3 separate regions of the Mus musculus genome follow, and all the other regions are linked to region 3. The links are chromatin loops, found by intact Hi-C in ENCODE. Cell type or tissue: gastrocnemius. All regions are shown on one strand. Links, peaks and the distances in the headings refer to the core of each region. The heading gives the core; the rest is flanking DNA. Region 1 overlaps Cyb5rl (cytochrome b5 reductase-like). Region 2 overlaps Fam151a (family with sequence simliarity 151, member A). Region 3 holds the start of Gm31125 (a long non-coding RNA gene).

Evidence for each region. Hi-C counts contacts between places; a loop is a spot of excess contacts. Peaks named below come from ENCODE experiments on the same cell type or tissue, not always from the same donor. Only the 100,000 strongest peaks of a DNase experiment are listed, where the experiment ranks them.
Region 1: a loop joins it to region 3, with 2.2 times the contacts of the local background. A loop is called at or near these places in 2 of 42 quality-filtered maps.
Region 2: a loop joins it to region 3, with 2.1 times the contacts of the local background. A loop is called at or near these places in 3 of 42 quality-filtered maps.

What each region holds. Positions count from the first base shown.
Region 1 is chr4:107,081,907-107,087,363 of GRCm38, forward strand. It overlaps Cyb5rl (cytochrome b5 reductase-like), which reads left to right. Exons shown (of 7, transcript NM_001346552.2): 7 at 2,221-5,457. The coding sequence ends at 2,424. Among named protein-coding and RNA genes, the nearest start is that of Cdcp2, 12 kb to the right of the region's middle. In gastrocnemius, for the core only: no CTCF peak of the experiment used is centred there; DNase peaks (open chromatin) are centred at 2,627 and 3,091.
Region 2 is chr4:106,746,765-106,752,221 of GRCm38, forward strand. Fam151a (family with sequence simliarity 151, member A) reads left to right here. Exons shown (of 8, transcript NM_146149.1): 7 at 209-352; 8 at 775-1,528. The coding sequence ends at 1,505. Acot11 (acyl-CoA thioesterase 11) reads right to left here. Exons shown (of 16, transcript NM_025590.4): 14 at 3,119-3,250; 15 at 2,498-2,624; 16 at 1-1,720. The coding sequence ends at 1,565. Among named protein-coding and RNA genes, the nearest start is that of Fam151a, 16 kb to the left of the region's middle. In gastrocnemius, for the core only: a CTCF peak has its summit at 3,021 (motif pointing right); DNase peaks (open chromatin) are centred at 592, 1,040 and 3,170.
Region 3 is chr4:106,835,977-106,841,433 of GRCm38, forward strand. It overlaps Gm31125 (a long non-coding RNA gene), which reads right to left and starts at 4,185. Exons shown (of 2, transcript XR_376510.1): 1 at 4,013-4,185; 2 at 3,302-3,718. In gastrocnemius, for the core only: CTCF peaks have their summits at 3,075 (motif pointing right) and 4,061; DNase peaks (open chromatin) are centred at 422, 2,144, 2,505, 3,092 and 3 more places; H3K4me3 peaks cover 2,773 bases; H3K27ac peaks cover 3,434 bases.

The DNA of each region.
Region 1 (5,457 bases), core at 348-5,347, 250 kb after region 3:
ATTCAGAGTCTACAGATCTGTCCACTGATGGAAAGCTCTTTGAAATGCACATGGGAGGGTATGTTTGGTGAACATTAACAACAGCAGAAAGTGCCTAAGGCAGGGCATAAAACAGAAGGCTGGTGTGAAGCAGAGGGGAAGAGGGAAGGCCACATGCCCTACAAAAGCCTGGTCCAGGAAGGGAAACAGGGCACAGGCACCCAGCAAACTCCTTGCCCTGGCTGCTGCCTGGCCCTCTTTCCCTCGGTCCTCAACCACATGAGAGATGCCAGGACCACAAATGAAGGTGAGACACTCCCTTGCCCTAGGGGCACGCACCTGTCTACAGGGACAGCTGGTTCTGCTGTGTCTTAGTTGCCTTCTATTGATAATAAAGCCCATGACCAGAAGCAGCTTGAGAAAGAGCAGGATTGCGTCAAGCCTTCGTCTAGTCCATCTGGAATGGAAGTCATGGCAGAAGCTGAAACCTGAAAACAGGAAGCAAAGCAGAGCCCATGAAGGAATGCTTCTCCCAGCTTGTTTGGTTTACTTCCTTGTATAGTCCAGGGCTCTCTGCTCAGGGATGGCACCACCACAGTGAGCCAGACCCTTCCACATCAGTTGCCAATTAAGAAAATGGGTTGGCATGATGGTACACACCTTTAATCCCAGCACTTGAGAGACCAGAGCAGTCAGATCTCTATGAGTTTGAGGTCAGCCTGGTCTACATAGTAAGTTCTAAGTTCTAGGCTAGCCAAAGCTATACAAAAGTGAGACCCTGTCGTGTGTGTGTGTGTGTGTGTGTGTGTGTGTGTGTGAGAGAGAGAGAGAGAGAGAGAGAGAGAGAGAGAGAGAGAGAGAGAGAGTGAGAGAGAGAGAGAGAGAGAGAGAGAGAAAGGGGGGACGGGGAGGGAAGGGGAGAAGGAGAGAGATTGAGTTCAGAGCACTTCAGTCCCCACTACAGTCTCATGAGGTTTGTACTGCTGTCCTGTCTTTCGCAGATGGGGAACCTGAGGTAACAAGGTAACAGCAATAGAGCTGGGTACCAGCTCAGCTGGTCCTGCACAGAGACCATTGTCTTAGTCCATTGGGATAGTACACATGCATGCTGGCCAGCATGTAGGGCAAGTGGGCTCAGGAATGCTGCAAGAAAGAGGTGGCACTTGAGCCTGGACTGGGGCTGGAAAGTTATTTGAAAGTTCACTTCCGGCCCTGCCAGGCTTTGATGATGCTGAAGGTTGGGCAGGGGAATGGGCCGGCTGGCTCAACAGCAGGAGTAAGGGTGACTATGGTAGCTCTACTCCTCCACATGCGCTCAGCACAGCTTGCCCCTTTCCCTTGCCTGAGCCTGGCAGCACTCCCTCTACTTCCTCAGCTGTCCGTCCTCCTGCGCTGCCTTGCTCCTAGCCCTTTGCTGGCACCTACTGTTCTCAGGACTTCCCAAGCCCAGTGGCCTCATGACCTTGACAGCTCCATCTCCTGGCCTTCCCTCCTCAATGCTGGGTCCTGGTGTCACTGGCAAGCTTGCAGGTACAACTGTGCTGTGCTTTTCTTGTGCTAGCCTTTGTTCCTGCTGTCCCCTGCCATGTGTGCTTGTTCCCTCCCTTTCCCAGTGTCTACCCACCCTTCCTGGATCTGCCGATGGGAAGTCCATCCCTGGGTGCTGCTATTGCTCCTGCTGTCACAGCACCTACCTACCTGCCATTGTTTAAGGGCTCTGCCTCACTGAGGAGTCCCCAGACTCGGTGCATCTTGGGGTGCACAATTCCGTAGGGCCAGTGGAACCAAGGGCGTGGGGAGAACTAGGAAGTGGGAAGGAGAGATGGGCCAGTGAGGTCTCCTGGCTCTACCCTTGAGGTTCCACGAGAATGGGAGAGTGTTTGGGGGAGGGTAGGAAGAGCCAGGTCACCAGAGAGTGCTCCTTAACAGCCCTAGGGGACCTGGAAGTCATCCAGATGCCTTGAAGTGAGGCTACAAGGCCTGAAAGCACCTGGGGCACTAGGAGCTCCTTGGCCTTCCCAGGGCTGTGTTCTTCCTCTGGCCAGCAGGACCATGGCTCTCCATAGGCTAGGCCTTCATCTCTTAGCTCAGAGACTCAGAACTCAGCATGATGGTGGCCGTGGAGGTAGGAGCAGCTTTTGGTGAAGGGTTTCTCCCATGTACTGCAGTGGCAGAAAAGAGCTGGCTAGGTGAACGTCTGGAACCCCCAGGAGTCATCGCTGCTCTCTCCTGTCTTCCCAGGAGGTCTCCCCAGAACAGCTTCCCTGGAGCTACCGTGACAAGACCCATTTTGGCCGCCTGGGCCAGGAGCTGGTTGCTGAACTGGTGGCCTGCTGCCGGAGAAAGCCGTTTACCTTAGTCTGTGGCTCACCTGCATTTAATGAGGACATGGCTAGGTGTTTGCTGTCTGCTGGCCTGACTGAGGACTCCTACTTCCTCTTCTAGCCCTGGCCTTGGGCCTTAATCAGGGGTACAGAGAGGAGCCCAGATCAGAGTCAGAAGACATGGAGTCCAGGCCTGGCCCTGCTGCTGACTTACCCAGAGACCTTGGGCAAATGTCATCACCATGGAACTTCCCTTCCTGTCTGCTGCGTCCTGCTGTATGGAGGGAGGCCAGCAGTTGTCAGGGAGTCAGGGAAGACTGCTCCAAGGGAGCCAAGCAAGTGGAGTCCTACTGAGCTCAGGCTGGTGGGGGTTGGGTAGGACAAGGGGTGAGGAGTCTCTTGTCCTCCCAGAGCCCATCAGTGCTGGGAAAATGACTTGGGGAAGCTCAGAGCTCTGGGAGGACCTTAACTTCTGTGCCTCCTGTGGGGTGGACCTGACTTGCTGAAGGCCTGGAGTCTAAGACCTGACCATGTTCTCAGATCAAGGCACTGCCCTGAATCATCTCTGTATCCATGACAAGTCTTTCCTGCCATGATCAGCCTCACGCTCAGTTTCTTTCCTGGCTCAGGAGGCCAGCTCAGAGTCCTTTTCCCACAAAAGAAGAGGAACAGAGGCAAATGCCCCTCCCTCCTGCAGGCAGCCACATAGCCCGTGCCTTCAGCTCTCGGTGCCCTGGCGACGGTTGCTATGGAGATCTAAAGATAGAGCAGGAGTCAGGAGACCTGGGTCCCTCTCCCAGCTCTGCCCACTGAGTGGCTGCTGATCCAGGTCCACCCAGCCCCCACCTCCACCTCCTCTATCCTGAACGGGGCATGCCCTCTCCAGGGAGCTCACTGCCCCTGGGCATCATGTTGACTTAATGAATTCTGCTTTCCACAGCCTGGGCCCCAGTGTGCTGCGCCAGCACAGGCCAGATACAGGCAGTCCCAGACTTCTGATGCTCAGCAGTGGAATGTTAGAAGCTGGGAGCCAGGAGCCTTTAGGATTAGGCATTTATAACTATGGAGTTGCACTCTCCTCACCTCCCCCAACCCCCATAGCAGAGCTCAGATGCCAGAGAACCCTGTCCAGCAGACTCAGTGTACAAATGGGTGAACCAAGGCCCATGAGTGACTCACCCAAGGTGAGTCTGAGACAGCCCTCCCTACAAGCTCCCCATCACCCCCCCCACACACACACACACACACACACACCTGTGGTTGTACACCATGCTTTTCAAACTGTGCTCCACAGGCCACTGGGGAACCTTGCCTGGATGGCAGCAGTAAAGGTGGCTGGAGGGATCCCCAGGTCCCCTTCAATCACAGAGGTCTGTTTTTAACCTCATCTTCATGGGGCATAGAGGAATTTTTGTCAAAATTGCCTTTTCTACCCCACCCTGAAAAATCACAACAAAGAAACCCCTGTTCACTGCATAGCCATGGGGAACAGCTGGGTGATGGGAAGCCTGCATGTTGCACCCCAGGGGCTTGGGACCTCTGTCGGGGTTCTACAGGGCATTCATTAGGTGTGACTTCTCAGAACCAAGTGGGCAAATTAAAGCTGCATGAACATTGGTCAGGACACTTTGTTTTGTCTGGCCCAGGTCCTCAGCCTCGGGGTCGTTGTTCTTTAGAGTCTCAGGCTCAGAACAGTGTGACAAAACTGAGAGCCAGAGCTCCCAAACAGGGTGCATGGGCTCTCCTTGCCCAGCCTGTGACTTGGGGCAAGACACATGTCATCTATCCCGGCCTCTGAGAACTTCACCAGTGTGCCTTGGTGGGTCTTAGTGGCAGTCTTCATGGATGCCCCTGGGGGACTTGAAGCTCAACTGTCCAAGGAAATAGCAGCAACGTGCTAGGCACAGCCTTTCCACTGGAGAGCTCCAGCCAAGGCAAGGATTAGCTAGCATACCTCTGAAAGGGGTGAATATTAGAGAAATGGTGTTCACAGTGCAAGAGAGTGGTGAGCAGGGCTTGAGCCTGTAGGAAAGACAGGGACACTCCCCAACCCCGACCATAGAAGCTTCAAAAGCAATGCTTATACTCATTCCTTACAGGGTCAGGGAGGACCCGCTTAAGGGGAGAAGCCTAGGGCAATTCCCCTAGGCCTCTCTCTGTACCATTTTAGGTATTTGATGCCTAGACAGATTAGGCCACTCAGAGGCAACTGACATCCCCTGTCCTGGGTGGGTTGCCTTCCTCTTCACCTCCCTCAGTGTAGAAGCTGAGCAGCCTGGCTACTAGTGGGATTGGTTATCCTGAATATTGGCAAGGGCACAAATGTGTCTGAAATGCCAGGATGCCAATCTCCTGTCACCTGGGAACTCAAGAGCTCACAAAATAGTGGTTGCTGTGCCTGGCAAGGTATAGGTGAGTGTAAAATAGGACTAATTGGGATTCATGAGGTCGTCCCACTTGGTGGGTGGGCCCTGTCAGCTGGTCAGTTCCTCATGATAATACCTGGCTCTCTGTAGGCTGTTGGGATGGAGTTTCCCCTGAGCACTGCCATTATGTGATAGTGCAATGGCAGGGGGACAGTCAGGACCTGAGCATGACCGGAAGGCCTCAGAAGACCAACAAAGAGCTCACTTCTCTGTGAGCGAGACAAATTAGCACCTCAAGTTATTCAGGTACTGCCCCTCTGTTCAGTCTGGAACCATAGCCCGAGCCTGCGTGGCCTCACCCAGCCACCGTGTTCCCATCACACAGGGTGCTCAGCACCTCCTGGAGGTAGACAACCTGAGGCATAGCAGAACTTCCGAGTGCTTTGCAGGTGGCAGGACTCTTCCACAGCAGGAAGTCATGCCACTGTAGTTACCCCAGATTAGAGACCGAAACAGCCTCTGAGCCACCAAGATCATGTAAGGGGGCACAAGTTCCAACATGCGTTGTTGTAACGGTTACATGACACGTGAGCACACCTGGAGGTCCAGGTAAACACTCTGTACCTGTGTGGTGTGAGACGGCCAAGGCTACAATTAAGAAAAAGCAGAGTGGGAACCATGCAGTTCTCCTTTGTTTGTTCTTCTCTTTGTTTTGTTTCAGTGCTGGGGACTGATTCTAGAGCCTCGAGGATGCTAAGTTAAAGACCATGTGCTCCACCACACCTAGT
Region 2 (5,457 bases), core at 333-5,332, 89 kb before region 3:
CTTTGGAGCCCCCTCCCCTCATCTCTAGCTCTGTTTGGTTTCTGGCCCAGTAAATTCTGTTGAATGTCAGGCCATGAGACAATGACTTCCAATCTACCCAAAAGGGAGAAGTGACAGCCACAGGGCTTAGGATGCGGGAGAGCCAGTGCATACACAAGGCAATTTGTGGAGAGTGGTCCCTTCACATTGGCAATTTTGGGTCCCACAGTGAACACCACCCGGAAGCGAACCTACTACACAGGTGGCAGCCTGATCCCTCTTCTCCAGCAGCCCAAGGGTGATGGTCTGGAGGTAGAGTGGCTAGTTCTGGAAGTGAATGGCAGTGGGAGAAGAGCAGCCATTACAGTTCCTGGTGAGTCTGCCTGCAGCTCTAAAGCTCCTGGCTACCCTCACCCACAGGTCTGTCATTTGCTTGGGTGGGTAACTTGATTCTCTGTTACCATGGCAACACAATAAGCCACACACTGGATACAAAGTGGGAGGAATAATGTCAAGAGCAGGAACTCCTGGTCTTCACAGCCTTGAGTCCTCAGCCACACTGTGACTAGAGGAGTGGGGAGTGATTAGGAAGGCCAAGAATGGAGGCCAGCAATTTGTCATGCCTGCCTGAGAGTCACCAGTCACAGCACTTGGAGCCTGGGATGGAGCTGGCAAACTCAAGAATGGCTGGTGCCTCTTGATCTATCCCCATGACATGCCCCCATGTATGTCCCCTTTAACAAAAAACACTGACGTCCCATGATGACAGGATCTCCAAACTGTTGCCTCTTCCAGACAGAGAAGGCATGATCTTGCTGGACATTGGCCTCCAGGAACCTGAGGCTGGGAACCCTGTACCCATCCTACACACCCCAGGTGGCCCTGCTCTGACACTGGAGTCGTGTCTGCTGCGTCTGGCTGTTCACCCCAGGCGCTGGGGCATCCATGTGAACATAGTGGAACCCGAAGCTCTCCGGCCATCCCTGGCCACGTTAGCACACCTTTCTACCCTTGGCCATCTGCCCTGGCCTGTGTGGGTGGGGTCCACAGTCTCACATGGTAGTTTTGTGGTCCCTGGCCACATAGCTGGCAGAGAGCTGCTCACAGCTGTGGCTGAAGTCTTCCCCCATGTGACCGTGGCACCGGGCTGGCCCGAAGAGATGCTGGACAGTGGTTATCAGGAGCAGATGGTCACAGATATGCTGGAGCTGTGTCAGGGACTCCGGCAACCTGTGTCCTTCCAGCTGCAGGCTGGGCCACTGAGTCAGAGTCCAGCCAACACTGTGGCCAGGCTCCTGGCCTCCTCCCCTAGAGCCACTGTCACAGTGTACCACAGCACTGCTGGGAACAGCCATGTGGATTTGTGGGCTGGATTGTGGGCGGCCAGGGCCGTGGACAGGACCCGAGTCTATTACAGGATATCCCAGGAGTACTGGAAAGACTTGCAGGCAGATGTGAGCAGCAACCGACCATCCAGTAGGATTGGACCATCTAGTGTGGAAGGCTTCCCTGGGGAGTCAAGGTGAATAAATGTCTCTGCTTTGTTCCACGCACTGTGTAAGACCTGGGGCAGCATGGGTGGTGTCTAGAGGGTCTGGAGGCTGGGAGCTAGGTCATTCCGGTTGTCCAACAGAAAACTCTCACAAGCCTTGAAAGTGTTGTAGAATTCTGAGGACAGGCCGGACACATTGGTGGTCACATAGTTGAGAAAGCCGGGGGTGGCCTGGTTGTAGTAAGAAACCTGCAGGACAGGAAGTCAAGTTCAAGGAGGCATAATGGGGAGGTGAGAGTCAGCAGCCTTGCTTGCCTTCTGGGGAAGCAACAGATACAACCTTGTATCTTGATCAGTTAGAAAACCTGAGTGATAGACCTAGCCTCTTTTGATAGGTCCCCCAGATACACAGGGAACTTCAACTCTGACTGCCCTATCACAGCAAACCATAAGGTCACTGTACACCTCCCTGCTGACTAGGTGGCCCCAAGGGGACAGGAATTGACTCTAATACCTACACCTGAATCCACTTTATAACAGTGCTGGGAGGGTGGGGTGTCACAGAAACGTGGTAGACATAAGCCTTGGACTATGTCCTTTGTGTAGGTCCTTAGCAATGCTGGCCGAGTCAGCACCTGGGCAAGGCTGCAAGGAAAACTGCATGCCAGGGGAACTGCAGCATACCTGCCCCCAGCTCTGCTCTACCTTTCCAATTAACTCTGACTCCCCTGCTGAGCCTTCTATGCCCTCAAAGCCACATAAAGCCCTCCCAGACGAAAAGGGAGACACATTAAACAAACAATGGCAGAATTTTAGATCAGAGCTGGGCTTTCTGTAGTGTGTCCAGAGCTTTTCCCAAGCCCCAATAGCAGTTTGCTCTCTGACCACACTCAAGCTCCAGACGAGCTCCTTTCAGACTGCAAAGTCTGGGGGGTCATGGGGGTTCGGGTCTGGAAGGGCCCAGCCGAACAGCGTAGAGTTCAGTTTATCCATAGGTGGAAGTATAGAGGGGACATCACGTCTTACCTTAGTCATCTGGTCCCCCTCACGCCACAGACAGAAGCCTGAACAGAGAGTCTCCCCACGTTGGTATTCCGGTGTCTCATGGTGCGTGGGCAGCGTGACCGACCTCAGGGCAATGACATAGGGGTCCCTGGAAGAGAGGCAGAGTTAGAAGGGATCAGAGATCATCCAGAGGAGGATGCCTTGCTGGGGGTCAGCTGTAGGAAGGGGACATCTGTGTTAGCAGCATCAGGTTCAGGCTCCCTGTGAACCCATGGACTGTGTACCTTGGGGTTTTCATTCTTCTGGCCTTTGTCTCCAGAAAAAAAGATGCAGTCTACCCTGGCTGCGCCCATGTCTCAGGTAACAGCCACAAGCTTCCAGAGGGCAGAGACCAAGGGATACCCATGGGAAAGGCACTCGTGTCTGTGGCAACAAATGCCACAGTCGCCCTTGCTTTCAGGAGCAGTTTGTGACCTTGCAGTCATGATGAACTCCCAATGGCGCCTAGAAACAGCTGGTGGGTTCTGAGTCCAGCCACCAGTGGGCAGCAGAGCTCTGGCCTCCATGTTGCTGCTCCTCCCAGGAGAGGGAGAGAGGAGGTCTCCCTACCTCAACTGCACCCCTCAGAGAGCAGGCACTCACCCATTGTCACAAGGCTTCCGCCTAGAGGCCAGGATCACAAAGTCCTGGGGCTTGGTGTTCCCGCTCAGGGCGGGGCTGATGACGTGGTAGATGGCGTCATCCTCATCCACTTGCTGCACCAGCTCCACACTCCTGTGGGGAGGCTGAAGTCAGGGCTCAGAGCCACAGCAGCTCTCTATGGGGAGCAGCTCTGCCAGGCTCCCGCAGCCTGCAGCCTCTGAGCGGAGCCGGGGAAGGATGGGGACCCTCCAGCATATGTGTATGCATGAATGTGTATGCATGTGCTTGTCTGTACACACAACATTCACACACACACACAGTGCACCAGAGCAGATACACAGGCACATGCACATATAAGCATATACAGAGACACTCATCTAGGTACACACACACACACACAAAGCACACTGACATATACTCAAGCCAATACAAGTATGCAAACTGATAGTATTAACTGTCAACTTGACAGAATGCAGAATCATCTGGGAAATGGGTCTCTGGGTATGCCTGTAGGAGATTATCTTGTTAATTGGCAGAGGGAGGCCCACCTGAACTGTGGCCAGCACCATCACCTGACAGGGAAAGTGGAGGCTGTGAGCTGGGCACTAGCATGCATTCACACCCCTCTGTTATGTTACTGTGGATGCAGTATGAACAAGTGCTTCAAGCTTCTGCTGCCTTGACCTCCCCACTGCAGTGGACAGTACTTGGAACTGTGAGCCCGAGTGAACCTGTTCTCCCTTCAGTTGCTTTTGTCAGGGTATTTTACGACAGCAATGGAGAAAGACATATGTGAGCGTATGTACACAGACAGCTCTGAACTCACAGATCTGCAGGTGCACACACACCCCAAGTAGCTGTTCAAGGATTCAGTAGTTGTCCATACTGTCTAATGAGTTCCCAGTGTGTTTCAGGTGCTATCCTGGGATCTCACTTAAGACTCCTGTGGGCAGTCTTAGCATCCTCACTAAATAGAGGAGCTAAGGCTGGGGGTTAACCCACTCTGGGCTACAGAGTTCATGAGGAAACAGGGCTGGGGTGTTCAGCCTGATGGGTAACAGAGACAACACAAGACCAGGCATACTCACACATCTGTTCAGGTATACAGGCATCAACTGACATTGGTACCCACAGACACAAGGGCAGTCACATGAGGACATGGCCACACCTCCCCCTATCCTTCTGCTGCACAAAGGCTGGCTAGGGAACAGGCTGGCTGTGCAGGCCTAGGGGAGTGTGCTGGGGTCTCTAGCCTATGTCACTCACCCTCAGTGAACTTTGGTTTGGTCCACAGCAGCCCATCTTTCCCAGCTCCTCTGCCCAGCCACCACCGATCACCTCTCAGTTCTAGAATACCCTGCTAGCAGGTCCGGGTTACCCATGCACAGCATTTTAGAGCAACACAGTTTATTCTTTTCTTTCTTGCCACTTGCTTGATCTCTTGCTCTATGTGTGTGTGGTTGTGTGTGCATGTGTGCGCACATGCACAAGTATGAGTGTTTGAATGCAGGTATTCACCTATTGGTGCACTGTTGATAACAACCTCAGGTATGTCATTGCTATTTGCCTGTGTGTGTGCACCAGACTAACTTTGCTCTAGCAGTTCTAAGGAGTCTCCTGTCTCCCATCTCACAGAAAGAATCCTGGGATTGCAGGCATGAGCTACATGCCCAGCTTTATATGGCTTGTAAACCATCTCTTCAGCCCTCCCAACTTGGGTTCAAGTTCTCATGCTTGTGTGCAAGCGCTTTATCTACTAAACCGTCTCCCCAACACTGCACAAGCATGGCTGCAAAGAAAGCTTAGGCAGGAAGCCGGGCTATGAATGGCTATGCTCACTCCGCTGAAGGCAGACTCAAAGAAGGAGCAGGCTACTCTAGAAAGTCAGCTGGTGATGCGCAGCTCACTGACTTCCCATCTAGCCTCCTAGGGAAGCTCTTGTAATGCAGGCTCCGACTGAGCCACGACATCGGCAGAACAGGAGAGGACTTTGAGGATGCTGAACAAACACCGCTTTAAGCATTAACTTTCCCAGCCCCACAAGTTGGCTCAATGGGTAGGGCACTTTGCCATCATGCCTGCTGAGTTCAGAGTTTAGTTCCCAGCACCTTGTCTAGTGGGTCACAACTGCCTCTACAGACATCTGTACTTACACACACACACACAAGTAGAGCCTTGGCAGGTGGTAAGAACACTGGCTGCTGCGCATTTATGACCTGCTCACCCCCTAAGACCCTTCTTAAGAGTTGGGAGGGCTGGGTTGGAGAGATGGCTCAGCAGTTAAGAGCACCAACTGCTCTTCCAAAGCAAAGGTCATGAGTTCAAATCCCAACAACCAC
Region 3 (5,457 bases), core at 362-5,361:
ACTGAAGGGGTCTTAATCCAGACATGACTACAGGCAGCTTGCACGAGCTTTGGAAGAGATGACTCCAAGCAAAACAAGTACCTTACTCACACAGTAGCTATTGTCACACAGGGGGCCTGAGAGCCTTGTTATGCCAGGTTGCGGGCTACATCTCTTTTCTAGACACATAAGCAGGCTCTTTCTCAACCCTGTTAGACCAGTCCAGAAGGCTTCTCTTCTGTGTATTATCCCTTGATATTACATCAAGCCCTAATAAAAGGCTTCTCTCGAATGGTCTTTTATTGCCCGTTTGTGGTCTGTTGTGCATGTGGAGTAGGCCGAGCTGGTTACACAAAGGACTGAAGAAGCTCCTTGGCTTTTCGCCCCAGACATGTCCAACACAGTGAGAAAGCAACTGGGCAGCTCCAGAGAGAGGGTGGCTAGAGCAGAAACAGGAGAGCTGGGGCGAAGAGGACTAGCAGTGGCTGAGAGCAAAGGCAAATTGTGGCAGGCAGCCCTGGTTCTGCTAGAGTCTCCCAGAGCCCAGGTCCCATCGCCCTAAGCACATGAGGGAGATGTGACACTGGCTTTGGAGTGCAAAGCCTAGAACAGGAAGCCGGGACCTGAGCACCACACTGATGCTCTCTGTGAGAGCTTGCAGCATCTAGTGCCTCTGCCTTTGAAAGCCCAGAGTTGGCTCTGATTTGAGTGTAGGTAGTTTTGAGCCTTTTGGTGTTCAAATCCTGAAGCCACGATCCTCTAGTTCCCAGGGCTTAGGCTCCTCATGCACATGTGTGGATGGCAGTGTCCTATTGTAATAGCAAAAGGCTTCGGCAACCGTGGCTGAGCTAAAAGATTCGGACTCTTAAGAGCCCAGGCTGCCAGTGTGAAACCACCCTTGCAGAGTCAACATTTCCATGTGAAGTAGATAGGACCCTCAGGCGAGGAGGCTTCCTGCTGCACGCCTGTAACCCCAAGGAGGCAGATGCAGAGCAATCACACAAAAGTTTCAGGCCAGCCTGATCTACCTACCTAGCATGCATGCTCCTGAGGGACACTGAAACCTTATTTTACAAAGGGGAGGGAGAATCCACTCAGCCAATCATTTGTGAACCACAGTCCACCTTAGTCAGAGTCTCTCCAGCTTCATCTCTCCCCTTATACATCAGCTCACCTTAGTTCCACATAATTACTCTTTTACTTCCTGGTATGGGACCAATTTCCTTGTCTCCCTCGGGACTCAGCACGTGTCCCCAGGAAGCCTTTTCTGCCTCAGCCTAGGCAAGGGTCCTCTTAGGAACGCATTCTGACTTGGATTATGGTGATGCACACCTTTAATCCCAGCTCAGGAGGCAGAGCTCTGAGTTCCAAGCCAGCCTGGTCTACAATATAAGTCCCAGGACAAGATTTACACAGAGAAACCTTGTCTCAAAAAAAAGGGGGGTGGGGAGTGGAAGGGAACCCATCTTTCGAGGCCAGACTGATCTACATAGCAAGTTCTAAACCTGCCAAGGCTACCTAGTGAGATACTGCCAATATAACAACAACGACGACGACGACGACAATGATTCATTCTACCAATAGTTATTCTGTCACCATACTGGCTATCTCTTTAGCAACCTGTGACTCTGCAGGGAAGGAGTTGCTCACTTTGCTATCGCCAAAGTCTGGGCACCCACCACAGCCCAGCCAACAGAACAGTCTCTAGAATACAATGCATGCGTCAGGGAGGGAACCAAGGGAGGGGCGATCTTGAGGGTAACTGAAGACTGGGCAGGATGTGCAGGAAAGCTGAGAGAATCTCCAGTTCAGAGCCCCCAGTCCCAGCAGGGGCAGGTGCCTGAGAGGATGGAGAAGAGAATTTTAGAGGTTACTTAAAGGAAGAAAGGAAAGGACCAGACTTTTGGTGCCTGCTTGTTGGTAAGCAAAAGGGAGAGAAAAGAGTCAAGATGACTACAGACAGCTCCCCAGTCACCAGGGAAAGAGGGAGGCAGCTAGCAGGCAGCTCGGACACCAGTTACCTTGGACACAAATAACCCTCAGGGACCCTGGCCCCGTCAGCGCGAGCTGCAGCCTCTTGACAGCGCCTCGGCAGCAGCCAGTGCACCCCCCTCCCTTCCCCAGGGGCTGACTTGACGCTCTGCTGGCTGCGAGCCCACCGCTCCCTCCCGCAGTCAGCTCTGCGCCAGCCAGGAGGGGAGGGAAAAGGAGGGGGCGGCCCCCGGAGCCCTGCAGGGAAGAAGGGAGGGCGAGTAGGGAGGAAGCCAGCTCTGCAGACCCTAATCGAGGAGCAAAAGAGCACAAGAGAGGGCGTGGCCGACGAAAGAGGAGGAGCCTAGCTGTGTCACCTAAGGGTGTTGGGGGAGCGGGGGGGGGGGGGGGATGCTGGATACCTTCTTTATAACCCCATGTCCCCCTCCCATTTTACAGATGTGGACACTGAGAACTAGAGCCCAGCGTTTTGCAATAAATTACCTATCTGTAGGCCCCCTCTCCCCATCCAGGAGCATCCACTTCCACCCGGTCTGGCAGGGCTGCAAAACAGAGAGCCTGGACTGCTCCCCAAACCTAGGTTCCCGTCCCCATGATGCAGGAGATAAAACACAAAACAGGGACTTCAGTTCTCTGCTGATTGAACAAGTGAAATTTCTGAGTTCTCACTTATAAAATGAGACTTGATGCCTCAAGAATGGCCCCAAAGACAGTGAAAACAGAACGGCCGGTTCAAACAAGCCTATGAGTGAAGGATCTTCTCTCTAGGGGTCTGTTTTAGTAACTGCAGGTCCGAGACTTGATTGGGGAAGCTTAAAGGTCCAGCATCCTCCAGAAAGGCAGTTGGATGCCCCCGACTTTCCACCAAGTTTTAAACTCTAGAACAGAAACGTAAACCCTCCTACCCCATCCTCCAGCCCTTAGAACTGTCACTTGGAGGCCGTCCTCCAGCCTGTCACCAGCCTGCCAAGGACCACCCCAGTCCAGCTCCGTGCTCCAGGACTTATTAGGCCTCTAACCCTATGGCAGCCGCCCTGGTCCCATGTACTAGCTAGATCCCTTACCCTCCACACCCTCTCCACCCCTCCTGCAGACCCGCGCGGCCTCTAGGGGGCACTGTTGCTCCGAACTTGGCGGGCCGCCGCCACTTCCCCCGCCCGGGCGAGCGCCGCGAGGACGCTAGGGTTCTGGGAATACTAGATGCCCCCCGGCACACGCCGCCCCCCGCCGCCGGCCCAGCCCCGGGGCTCCCGCGCTGCGCAGCCCGCTCGGTGCGGACTTGCTGCTGCCTCCCACCCCTCCCCGCACAAGGCACTTCGCGGGAAAAGGCTGGTTTTGCCTTTTTATTTTTCTTCAGAGGTTGAGGCAGACATTGGGTCCAGGCTCTACGCACGCACCTACTCGTCTGTGGCTCAGAGATGAGGGGTGGGGGGAATTAAAGAGGCTAGGAGGCTTGTTCTACCCAAGAACCTGTCAACTGCTTCCCTGTCACCCCTTTATCCTCTGCCACCCCTCCTGGTGTGACTGACAGGCATCCATCCCGCGAACCTCCTCTCCCAGAACATCGCCTGAGAGCCCCAAACCCCAGCAGGACGTGCCCTGAGGCTGTAGTGTCCGAGGGTCCTGGCCCCCATCGCCGGCCTCGCCAGCGCAGCCGCGAGGTCCGGGGTGCGTTTAGGGGATGATTCCTACTGCAAATGCCCTCGTCGCCCGGTTGAGCCGGGAAGTCCGGCTGGAGCGAAGAGCTCTAGGGGGGAAACGGAGGGAAAGCCCCATTCGAGTTCCGGCCAACGATTTTACGGGAGGAGGGGGGATGTAAAAGCCCCGAACCCACAAAGCAGACTTTTTAAAAATTCTAATTGAAACCATCTCGAAGTAAGGGCCGCCAGGAATGGGCCAGCTCCCCGCCCCCCCCCGTCCCATCCCCCTCCTCTGCTCCCCGGAGTCCGATGAAGTCATGATAACTAGACTGCAAAAAGAAAAAAGTGGAGGGTTGGTCTGGGGGGCACGGGGGTCCCGGGCTGGGGCCCCGCACGGACACAGTTTGGATACTATGGTTACGCGATCCGACCCAAACAGCGAAGACGAACAACAATAGCGGCCGCCAGAGGAGGAAATTCCTTCCGGGGTGGACGGCGCGGGGGGAGGGGCGCCTGGCTGGAACGCCGAGGCGGCGGCTGGGCCAATCAGCGCGCGGCCGCCGGCGGTTTCAAGGTGCCCCGCGCCGCCCGTTCCCCCCCCCCCCCGCACCCCCCCTCCCGCGCGCTCCGCTCGGGTGCTGGAATTGCTGAGACGTTTCCCTGCACGCGCCCGGGTAACACTGCGGGGGCTGCTGCCCAGGCCCACACCCCCAGCGCTCCCCGCACCCCTCCCGGAGCCCACCACCCGGGGCGACTGAGCGAGCGTTCCACTGCACGAGTTACTTGCACTGGAAGGTGGGGGAGATCCCTGCCAGTCAACCCCTGTCTATGGGTTGGTTCCTGCATAAGCCTGTTTTCTATTTTAAAGCATGTCTCAAGGGGGAAAAAAAGAGAGAAAGAAGAGAGTGAGAAGGTTCACCCCGGACTCTGCAAACCTGGAAAGGCTGGTCCCTGATTCCCTGATCTCAGGGTTTGTTACGTAATAAGTTGGATTGTTAATTCTGAAGGTCTTGCCCGGGCATCAGAGAAGCAGGAGGCCAAGGGCAAAACGGCCATGTAGAACCCCGCCATCACCATCAAGTTAAAATCATCTACCTACCTAGTCATAGCCAACCCAGGGGCTCCCCTCACCTGGCATCTAGATTTTTTTTTTTTTAATGTGGTAACTAGTGATGGGATTGTGCCAGCATCTCTCCCTCCAGCTGCTTCTCCCAGAGTCTGGAGTCTGCCCCAGGTTATCTTCCTTGGACTAGCTACTAAACCCGTGTCTCTCAGTATTTCTATCCTGCCGGTCTCCTCAAACATGGTATACTTACTCTGCTCTGTGAGTGAGCCTTAGACTCTCATCAGTCCCTTTTCTTTTTTAAGCTCCTGACCACGCTTTTGCTTTCGGATGCCCCCTGGGCACAGATCCTCACTCCCCACAGGAGCACATGGGTTTTTATTCATTGCATGCATAGAGATTTGCTTCTCTGGAAGGATCCAATGTTCAAAAACTGTCTCTCCCCTTCTCTCCACAGATAATGGGGATAGCCCTAGTTCCCCAGTTCCCCATGCGTCTTTTTTATAAATAAATAATGAGATTTTTTATTAATTATGCACGCACGGTATCTGCACGCAGATTGCTGTCTCCTGATGCTTAATAATAATAATAATAAGAGAAAGAGAAACACTCCACACTGGCAGGGTGGGTTTTTCCCCTGCAAGCAAACAAAAACTTCAAGGGGCCATATGTCCTCAGATGGGGGGGAGAGAGAGGAAGGCAGAAGTCGAGGAGTGCGCGTGACATGGAGGGATTAGAGGGGCTTCCTCAGAGGTTTTCAGGGCTGCTGAAGGCGGATTCCAA